Linked DNA regions of Homo sapiens: region 2 is linked to region 1. A link is a loop called in an ENCODE intact Hi-C map of the cell type or tissue named here. Cell type or tissue: mesothelial cell of epicardium. All regions are shown on one strand. Each heading gives the region's core, and the rest is flanking DNA. Links, peaks and the distances in the headings are about the cores only.

The links. Peaks named below come from ENCODE experiments on the same cell type or tissue, not always from the same donor. Only the 100,000 strongest peaks of a DNase experiment are listed, where the experiment ranks them.
Region 2: a loop joins it to region 1, with 16 times the contacts of the local background. A loop is called at or near these places in 24 of 110 quality-filtered maps.

What each region holds. Positions count from the first base shown.
Region 1 is chr6:148,959,565-148,964,941 of GRCh38, forward strand. UST (uronyl 2-sulfotransferase) reads left to right here. Exons shown (of 8, transcript NM_005715.3): 5 at 4,846-4,999. It overlaps UST-AS1 (UST antisense RNA 1), which reads right to left and starts at 5,120. Exons shown (of 3, transcript NR_038408.1): 1 at 4,997-5,120. RefSeq lists enhancers at 4,008-4,584, 4,585-5,161. In mesothelial cell of epicardium, for the core only: no CTCF peak of the experiment used is centred there; no DNase peak of the experiment used is centred there.
Region 2 is chr6:148,556,581-148,561,957 of GRCh38, forward strand. No RefSeq gene overlaps it. Among named protein-coding and RNA genes, the nearest start is that of UST, 190 kb to the right of the region's middle. RefSeq lists a silencer at 3,267-3,446. In mesothelial cell of epicardium, for the core only: CTCF peaks have their summits at 3,346 (motif pointing right) and 3,546; a DNase peak (open chromatin) is centred at 3,391.

The sequences.
Region 1 (5,377 bases), core at 324-5,323:
GGGAGTGGATCTCTGCCGCTGCATGGGCCACCAGCTGTGTTGGCCCATCAGGGATGAGTATAATCTGGACTTTCCCTCATTTCCTGATTATTCCTTACTGTTTATTTCATGCCTTGTCAATTCATCTTCCTCTGTGAGTGGGAGCCCTGACCCAAATACCCACCTCCTTCCCCATTTGTCTCAGCTTCTCACAGCAAATGTTTCCATCTCTCCTGCCTTGGGACAGACCGGAGAGCAGAGCACAGCTGTCTCTTCTGCTTGTGTTTTGTGATGGATGGTGGGCGGAGGGGAGTCTAGTCCTGGGCAGAGGAGATGGAAGTGCCCACTGCAGGGGGTGTGAGGACAGAAGCCAGACCTCCCCACCATGCTGGCCCCCACTGGACCTTCAGGGACTCTTGTTACTGTGACGGGCTCCAGCAAAGGGCCCTTTAACAGCCAGCTTGGCTGGGCGCAGTGACTGACACCTGTAATCCCAGCACTTTGGGAGGCCGAGGCAGGCGGATCACTTGAGGTCAGGAGTTCGAGACCAGCCTGGCCAACACGGCGAAACCCCATCTCTACTAAAAATACAAAAATTAGATGGGCATGGTGATGGGCGCCTGTAATCCCAACTACTTGGGAGACTGTGGCAGGAGAATCGCTTGAACCCAGGAGGCAGATGTTGCAGTAAGCCGAGATCACGCCATTGCACTCCAGCCTGGGCAACAAGAGCGAAACTCCGTCTCAAAAATAAACAGCCAGCTCTACCCCTCTCCGCCTCAGCCACTCCTCACTCTGCCCCCAAAAGGTCCTGTTCTTTTCCATGATGGCCTTTCTCTCACTTCAAACTGTCTTCCTCCCTCACTGATCAAGGGTCAAAGCCCTGGGCCTCTGGCCTATGGTACTTTTCACCCTTTAATGTAGATAGTGGCACAAAGATAACCTCTGCTTCCAGGCCAGAGGCTAAAAAGGAGGTAGGCTTTTGGCAGAATGGTGGTTACCAGGGGTGGGGAAAGCAGGAAAAGGGATTTTTTTGTTGAATGGGCAGAGTTTCCATTTGTGAACGTGAAAACGTTTTGGAGACGGGTGATAATGATGACTTCACAACAATGTGAATGTTTTGATACCACTGAATTGTACACTTGAAAATGATGAAAAGGGCAAATATATACATTTTACTAGAATTTCTTAGAAGAACAGGATATACTTTCAAAAACTGATTCCAATCACAGTAATCTCTACTATAATTGGAGTACAAAACAGTCTTAATTCTCCGGGATAATTCTGGTCTTAAGTATTGATTTAATATGTGCAATAATTATTACCTCAGGAAGAATGCCTTTCAAATTTTGATGAAAATATACCTAAGATTTTTACCCTAGTGCTTTGTGTAGCTGTGGAAGAGGTGACTAATATTATCGATGGGTTGATTAATTGATTGAGGTAGCAGTGTGGGACCAATGCTGATGAAAATGCTCAGAATGAGGTGTTCGGAAATGCCTCTCAGAGTGAGAAACATGCAGTTATGCTTTCTAGAAAATTATTCCCTGCTGCAGAGCTTCATCTTCTCATCAAAAAAAATGAGTAAAAATTTAAAAAATACGACACAGTGGCAGAGTCCAAAGGAAGCCCAGAGGAGTGCTTACAGAGTCGGGGAATAGGATCTGTCAACAAATGTCGAAGAAATTGGTAATGCCTGCTATTTTAGGATGACTTAAAAGAGAGCTTCAAAGATGCAGGAGTAATTGTGGTGACTGAAGGACAAAAGGGTATGTTGTTGAACAAAAAACAAAATATGGCCTGACTCTTCTACTCTCTAGTGTATGCACTACTTAGAACCTGTGATCAGCCGTAGTCACCACAATTTTTTAGCGCTCCATAAAGATCAAATTAGAGCTTTAGATTATAAAATGAAGGGAAATAAGTCTTAAGATAAAAGCCAAAGGAATGTTTGAAAGAAACAACAAAAAGTTAAAAGAATTAAAATTGAAGTTGAAAAGGCTAAGCATTGTAAAAGCATAGGAGATGCAAATCCTTTGTGTCAAATGGTTCAAACAAAAGGAAATGTGCATAAAAGGAAAATGTTAAATATTGGCTGAGTATAAGAAAGACTTTTCAACTGATACAGTGGACTTCACAGGGAGGTTGTGGAATCTTCTCTCAAGGCTTTTAAAAATCACTGTATGGGATGGTAGGGTACAAACCATTCTCAGCCCCAAAATGAAATCATGAGTGAGCAAAAGGTTCAGGTGACCCAGGGACTTTATAAATAGTAGCCAGAAATTCTGACCAGAGTTTTAAATTACTTAGAGGAGAAACTGATGCTGAAAGAAGATGGAATGAGGGTAGGGAAATTGCTTCCCTACTCAGGCACTAGGACATGTGCTATGCTCTGGTCCCTGATGGTAGCATGGTGGTATTCTGGCCTCTTCTGTATAACGGACGTGTCACCCCAGATTTTCCCAATTTGGCGGAAGCTGTGTGTACAGAGGGTTGGCAGCCGGCAACCATTATTGCCTTCTGCAAAGGGGAAGATATATACAAGACACCTGTTTGTCATAGTTAGAAACTTCTAGAGAGAGCCTACTATATTATCTGATACTTGACAATACATTCTTAAGCCATCTAAAACTTCCATTTTGGAAAATTATTCTGGAAGTCTTGCATTGGATTGCAACGTGCAAACAAGAGCAAGTCATCCATGCTCATCAAGACTTCCCAGTCCTTACTTCTCTCGCCATTGATCAAAGATGGCAGTGGTGAGGCTGAGAGCCATCTCCTGATGGGATGCTGTGCATGGATTCACATGATTGGGCATTTCTGCTAACTAGCACTAGCAGTCATTCTTCACATGAACATAAAAGAACAGTTGAGGTTTTTAAAAGCATGAAGCAATTTTGAGGGTCTAATTAGGTGCATATTTGGTATGCAAGCCTTGTCTTCCTAGTCCCTAGCTTTATTACTTTAGTTGCTGTTTATCATAGATATGAAACCCAATTTAATTTTAAAAGGGGGATAAATCTGGGGTGTGTACAGTAGTTAGCTGGTGGTTGGCACAGCTAACTCCTGGGACTCCAGTTAGTTGTTCATCCAGTTACATGAATGTGTATTTCTGAGAACTAACAAGATTCGCATTGCAAGGCTAATCTCACCCATGAGCAGTGTGTGTTCCAATGTGGTAGTATTTAAGGGCTCCAGGGTGTCATTCATATGTCCTGGTGCCTGAAATTCCACTATCTCAGAGTTGTTCCTTTGGATTCTTCTCTCTGAAGATTCTTTTTAAAAATGCAGATAAACCAGGAACAACATTATATGAATTCATACACAGAAAAGGATGGGGGCTTGTTATTACTTTCCTCTGACAACAGAGCCCCATGATATGGGAAGAAACGTTAACAACTGAGAGGCACACACTCAGATGTTCATTTCTTCATTTGGTCATCATTTGTTGAGCACCTACTGTGTGCCACACACTGAGCTAGAGCGTGTCGTTCCTGGCTGCAGGAGGCCCACAGTCTGATGGGAGAGGCACACATTTCCACACAGTGCAAGAGAGAGGGCCCAGGGCACAGAGGAGGGAGGCATGGACCCTGGGTTGGGCATTAATTGCTGAGGGATGTGATGTGACTCCAGGCTGGGTTTTGAAAGGTGAATGGAGTCTGCCAGCTGGGGAGAGGCAGGAGCGGGGTCCTGTCAGTTTGTTTTCTCTTAGTTCTTTCTGACCCCTGACAGAATGTCCAGGCACATTCCTCAGAAGGTCACGAGGCCATAGGGCTAGAGAACCCTGCAGGCCCCTCAGGAGGTCACCAGAGCATGCCCTCTGCCCAGAGACTGGGGCACTCTCCCCGAACTCCTCAAGGCTACTGCTTTCAAGCAGTTCAAAGAGAAAAAGAAGGAATCATTAAGAGAAATCCAGCCAATCTCATCACTCTGCTTCGGGAAGACCTTGTTCTTGGGCCAAGATTTAGTGGATTCATCTAATCCTTTCATGGAAGGAATTAAAATGGAACACCTGGCTATTTGCTTTATTTTTATCTGAAGCCACTTGCCATCACTTGAGGATAATTATGTTGAATTTTGTTTCATTCTTGATATCCCACACAAAATTTCCTCAACTCCAGAAATCACTTTTCCATAATTAAGAGCATAGATTCTAGAGCCAGATTGCCTGGACCCATATCCTAGTTCAGCTACAAGTTATGAACCTTATTCCTGCCTCAGTTTCCCCAAGTGTAAATGAGGATAATTATTTTTTCTACTCCATTGACGTGTTATGGGGCTTCAGCAAGCTGGTTACATGAGGTATTTAGAACAAGGTGAATAGCGAGTGCTCAGTGAAGACTGGCTGTTATTCACTCCCTTACTGCAGAGCACCTGACCCGGAACTGTTTGAATTACAATATAGAGGAAGTGCCGTCTCACCCAGCAAGGCAGTCAGAACCTACCAATCAACTGAAACATTCACCGAGGGCCAATTGTGTCCCTGTGGGTTCTGTTCTAGCCATTGGAAATACTAAATCCAATACAGAGTGGCCCCCATCCTCAAGAAACCTACAGCCTGGTGAGAAAACTAGACACCATCTCTTCCTTAACATGCACAATGGTGTGGTTTGTACCGTGCTATACTATGAAATGTCCTCACAGCCCCTCAACAGGTACCTGGAACAGGTATCATCCTCCCCACTTCCTGCATGATAATAAAATGCTTATCAGGAAACACCGTTTGCTTATTACGTGTCATTGGCACCTTAGCATAGGAGGTCATCTTTCAATAAGTTAACCTAGAGGGAAGGGGAGATGTTGTCTAAGTAGGCCCTGTTTTCGTCCTGCAGTGATGGGTTGTAACGAACTCAATGTTTGTGTTAGGTTTGGAGGAGACCAGCCTGTCTACATCAACATCATTAGAGACCCCGTCAACCGGTTCTTATCCAACTATTTTTTCCGTCGCTTTGGAGACTGGAGAGGGGAACAAAATCACATGATCCGCACCCCCAGCATGAGGCAGGAGGAGCGCTACCTGGTAAGTCCTGTCGCATGCAAAAGGCGGTCTCCCCACTGCCTGAGGAGTGGGCCCTCCACCAGGGAAGGTTCACTCTTCCCTTCCCAGGCCTTCTCCTTGGCGCCTCCATGGAGCGTGGCGCAGAGAGGGTGCTTCCGCAGGAAGGAGGTCTTGGCGAGAGAAACTGGTTCCGGGTGACCCAGATCCTAATGAACATTTCCTCAAATTATTTTCTGATTTTGCTTTGCTCAGTTGTCTTTAGTGCTAGGTTTTGGGACCCAGAGCGTTAACAGTCTTTCCTAAGGAGTCCTGACTAGCACTGTAGTGCTTAAGAAGAACAAAGGTGTTGGGGGGGTGTCTGTTAGAGGGCGGCAGAGCCCCTTCTCATCCCTCAGCCCA
Region 2 (5,377 bases), core at 265-5,264, 400 kb before region 1:
ATCCAGTGCGACCTCCCCGGCTTCCACTTCCTTGTCTTCTCTGCAGCATTGCGTGGGGCTGCCCTTTGCCCCCACTTCCCATTCTTGATCTTCCCCGCTCCCCTCTGCCCTCTCCCATCTCAACAGCCACTGCCTCTCAGCACCCTTGGCAGCCTCTTTCTCTGCCCACCCTTTGAATGTTCAGGGGCCTCAGACTTCCATCCCAGGGCCTCTTCTCACCCTTGGTGATCTCTCTGTGGTTGACTTTTCATCTCCAAGAGTTAGCTTAGAGTAAAAGAAGCAATCCCAGAAATTCGTCACTTAAGAAGAAATGTAGCGCTTCTATCTAAGAGGATGCTGATTACAATGAGAACAACCCTCATGGTAAGATGCTGCCCCAGCTATTTGCTTGTTAGACTACCCATGCATCCTCAAGCACCAGCTCAATTTTGGTCATTGTTACAATGTCCCTGAGCTGGGTTTAGTATCTGGTCTCTAGAATAATTCCAAAGAAGGAAAATCAGAGGCTGTATTCTGCTGTGCAGGCAACATATTATTCTATAATTTCTGGTATTTTGGACCACCTTCTAGTCTTGGGGAATCAGTTCTATAGTTTCCGTGGCACCCAAAATGTCCTCTAGATCTTTACTTGTCAGTCCGAGTATGCAACACAAATTGTCCTCCAATGGGTAGAAAGCAAGGAAAGCGTGGTGAGAGCAGCTATTTACTGGGCAAATCACTATACTGAGTGCCTGAGGCAGTTTATACGCTTTATTCATTCAATGAACACTAAGTGGACATTCATTCTCATCCCTGTTTGACCAGTGTAGAGTCCATGAGCACAGGGACTTTGCTTATTTTTTCAATCCCAGTACCTGGTACAGTGCCTGACACATGAGGAGCTGAAAATATAAATATTGAATAACAAGGTTCAGAGAAGTTAAGACATTGTTTCAGGCTGACATAGACAGTAAGTAACAGGACTGAGATTTGAGCACAAATCCGCCTGACTCTAGAACCCACGTTCTTTATAGGATGAAAATTATCTCTAGCAACAACTGTCCCCTGAATCTCCTGAACTTTGCACATTCACTTCTCTCTCTTCACAAACAGATGTCTTAAAGTTTATCAACATGTCCCAAATGAAATATCTGGCCCCCCTGCAGATCTCTGCCCCACCCATGTCAATTTCCCCTCTCAATAACAGCTTCCAGTTACTTCGTTCAGACTTAATCATCCTTTACTTCTTTTTCCTTTCACATTCTGCATTCAACCTGTTGGGAAATCCTGTGGTCTCTGCTTTCAAAGTCTCTCCAGAATCTGACCATTCCTCACCGTCTCCACTACTACCAAACCAGCCCAAGCCACAGCCACCACCCTCGCCTCGATGCTCACTGTGGTTTCCTGCTTTTCCTGCCCCCATCTCCGCCCACCCTTGTGATCTACAGTAGCTCATACAGTAGCCTGGGTGACCTTGTTAAGGGCTGAACACTTGAATCTCCCCCAAGTTCGTATGTTGAAGCCCCAGCCTCCAGTGTGATGGTATTTGGAGGTGGGGCCTGTGGGAGATTATTAGATTTGGATGAGGTCACACAGGCGGAGCTGCATGATGGGATTAGTGCCCTTATGGGAAGAGGAAGAAGACACCAGGCATTACTTTCTCTCTCTACCATGTGAAGACACAGTGGGCAGGTGGCCAGCCGTGTGCAAGCCAGAAAGAGGACCCTCACCAGACTTTTTCTTTTTTTTTATGTTGTTGTTTTTGAGATGGAGGCCTTTTTGATTTTTTTTTTCTGAGATGGAGTCTCGCTCTGTCACCAGGCTAGAGTGCAATGGCGTGATCTCGGCACACTGCAACTTCCACCTCCTGGGTTCAAGTGATTTTCCTGCCTCAGCCTCCCGAGTAGCTGGGAGTACAGGCACGTGCCACCACACCCAGCTAATTTTTGTATTTTTAGTAGAGATGGGGTTTCACTATATTGGCCAGGCTGGTCTCGAACTCCTGACCTAGTGATCCACCTGCCTCAGCCTCCCAAAGTGCTGGGGTTACAGGCGTGAGTCACAGCGCCCAGCCTCCTCACCGGACTTTCTTGGACTTTCTAGCCTCCAGAGCTGTGAGGAAATGTTTGCTGTGTAAGTTACCCAGTCTATGGCATTTTGTTATGTATGGCAGCCCGAGCAGGCTAAGACAGACCTGTGAAAACATCAGGCAGATCGTGCCGCTCCTCTGCTCAAAACCTCCAATGGCCCCGTTTCTTTCAGAGTCAAAGGCAAATCCTTTGCGGTGGCCCAGCAGGTTCTGTGTAACCATCTCTTGTGACCTCCTAGCCTCCCCAGCCATCGCTACTCTTCAGCCACTCTGATTCAGCCACACAGGCTTTCTCCTTGGTCCGCAAGTTTAACGGACCGCTCTCACCTCGGGCCTCTGCAGGCTTCCTTCTGCCTGGAAGTCTCTTCTTCAGAAAGACCCTGTGGTTTTCTCATGCCCTTCTACAGGTCTTTGCTCAAAGGACACTTTTCAGAGTCCTGGCCTGATTCCGTCATCTGAAACTGCCTCTCCCTCAGCCTTTCCCTGGGCTACCACTCTCGAGTCCCACACCTGTGCCAGTTTCCACCTGGCGTTCATTCTCACCTTCTAACACACTGTGTCATCTTTAGGTTTATTGCTTAGTACCTTTCTCCCTTGCTACAATTTAACATCCGGGAACGCACAGGTTTGCTCCCTGGTGAACCTGAACCCTCTCCACTTGACACGTGGTATTTGCTGAATGAATGACTATTCCAGAATGACTAGCCCTTGGATCCTAAATGCAAACGCTGAAGAGGCTCTATTTTAACCCTCTTCTTTCCTAGGTTAGGAGACGGAGACCCAGAGGGGTGACACGAGGGGCTGAGGTCCATACGCGGATGGCTAGTGACAAGGTAAATAGACAAAGAGGCGGCTCCTCTCTGCGTATCCAAGGCTTAACTTTGACTTAACTTTGACCCACAGATTATTACCTTAAACCTGCTGGAGTGACCAGTTCTCAGGACTGGAAGTTGTGGAAATGACTATCAAGGGTGGTTTTGTGAACGTGTAGCTCATCACCGAAATCCACACGGAGTTTCCCTACTTTTAATGTCGGGTCACCTTCACATGTGCAGGTGCTAAATGTATCCATCCTCACATTGGGCACTACCAGGAACAGAAACATCTAATTTATTGTCTGTGGAAAATACAAAAATTGTTTCATAAAAAAAGAGAAAAACCTACAATTTTGGATTTCTTATGGATTTCCAAGTCAAAAAACAGTGGCTTAGAAAGAAATCAGGGCCCAGAGCCGGTTTCAGGTTTCGGCCTCCGTCTTGCCGAGCGAGCCGCTGCTGCAGTGCGTGGCCGCCAGAGGGCACTGCTTCGCCAGGCTGGAGGCCGAGCCAGCTCGCCGGGAGGCGCTGGTGGGAGGCGCGGGAGCCCCCGGGAGGAGCGCGTCCACGCCGCGCGGTGCGGAGCCGAGCCGCAGCCCCGAAACCGAGTGCGGCGGCAGCAGGGCCGGCAGGACCGCCACGACTCACCAAGTGAGCAGCGAGACCTGGAGTCCTGTAACCAAAACACCTATTAAAACTCCCAGGAGAGCGATGATGGGTGACCGATGGAACTCCTGGCTGCTTTCATGACCGGAGCTGGGCGGCCGCCTCGGTGTCCTGCACCTGCTGGGGTGCAGCGTCCACGTGTCTGTGTGTGCGCAGGCGCCCTCTTGCCTACTGCGGGAGCAAGCTGGGGGAAGCCGGATTAGGTCACTCCAAGGCCCTAAACTTTAGATGTCAAGCAATGGTGAGGGAACACCAGCCGCATTTTTTGTCTGAACATTTATTTGCTCATGGCCCAGAATAGCCTAGCAGTATAAGAGCAGCTGCCATCACTCAGTCCTGATGTGTAGTGAACGTACACACTCCTGAGAGCAGTTACCCTTCACAGGATGCCTGTGCACCGAACACCGAGATCCCCACTTTATAGCTGAAGGAACTGCAGCCACGAAGGTCGCAGGGAGAAGAGATGAGATTTGACCTTGTGTTATTTTATTCTGATGCCCTTTGGCTTAACAACTACTGAATAACTCCCTGGTTCTCAGCAGAACCCGTGAGAGATGTATAATTCGAGATTTTTTGCACGGAATTGGCTTAATTGCGAGGTGTGACGAGGCAAGTCTGAAATCCATAGGGCAGGCTGATCATCAGGAAGGACAGGCTGGAACTCACAGACACCAGCTGATGCTGCTGTCCACCATGACATTTCTTCTTCATCAAGGACGCCTCAGCTTTGCTTCTAAGGCCTTCTGATGCATTGAATCAGGCCCATCTGGATTGTCTAGGACAGGGGTCCCCAGCCCCTGGGCCACAGACTGGTACCAGTCCATGGCCTGTTAGGATCTGATTGCCTGTGAGATCAGTGGCATTGGATTCTCACAGGATCGCAAACCCTACTGTGAACTACACATGCAAGGGATCTAGGCTTCAGGCTCCTTATGAGAATCTAATGCCTGATGATCTGTCCTTGCCTCCCATCACCCCCAGAAGGGACCATCTAGTTGCAGGAAGACAAGCTCAGGGCTCCCACTGATTCTACATTATGGTGAGTATGTAATAATAATAGAAAGAAAGATGCACAATAAATGAAACATGCTTGAATCATCCTGAAACCATCCCCTCGCACCCCACCCCATCTACGGAAAAATTTTCTTGCATGGAACTGGTGACCAGTGCCAAAACGGTTGGGGACTGCTGGTCTAGGATACTCTCCCTTACTTAAAGTCAACTGATTTGGGGTTTTAATTTCATCTACAAAATACCTTCATAGAAACACCTAAGTTTGTGTTTCATTGAATAACTGGGGAGAGTAGAACACCATTATACCTGGGAAGCTTTGCAAAGGAGGCTGCCCGGGGCCTACTGCAGACCAATTGAATCTGAACTTCAGGGAATGAAGTCTGGACATTCATGAGTTTTTGCAAGTTCCACAAGTTATTCTGATGCATAGTAAGGGTTAAAAACTATGAGTATCTTCAGTGAAGGAGTTCCTGGGGCCTTGAAATTTACATTGAGCCACCAGCACTTGGTCCACTGTGCTGGGATCACAGGAGAAAAGACAGCGCCCAGCCTGGAGGTGGTGTGCTCTGGAGTTGTGCTTGCTCTGTGACCCCAGGCAGGTCCTTTCACTGCTCAGCCTCATTGTCATTATTTGTGCACATAGCAGGTGCCGGGAAAAGACCTGCCTGCCCCACTGACCTTTCTGCGAAAGCCACCCCTCTGCTGTCTGATGGCAGAATCTCTGCTTTGTTTGGCCTCATTATTTCCAGTCCCAGGACATGAATCGTAATTGGCTCAAACCAGTGGCAGCTGTGTCGGCCCCTCCCTCCCAAGC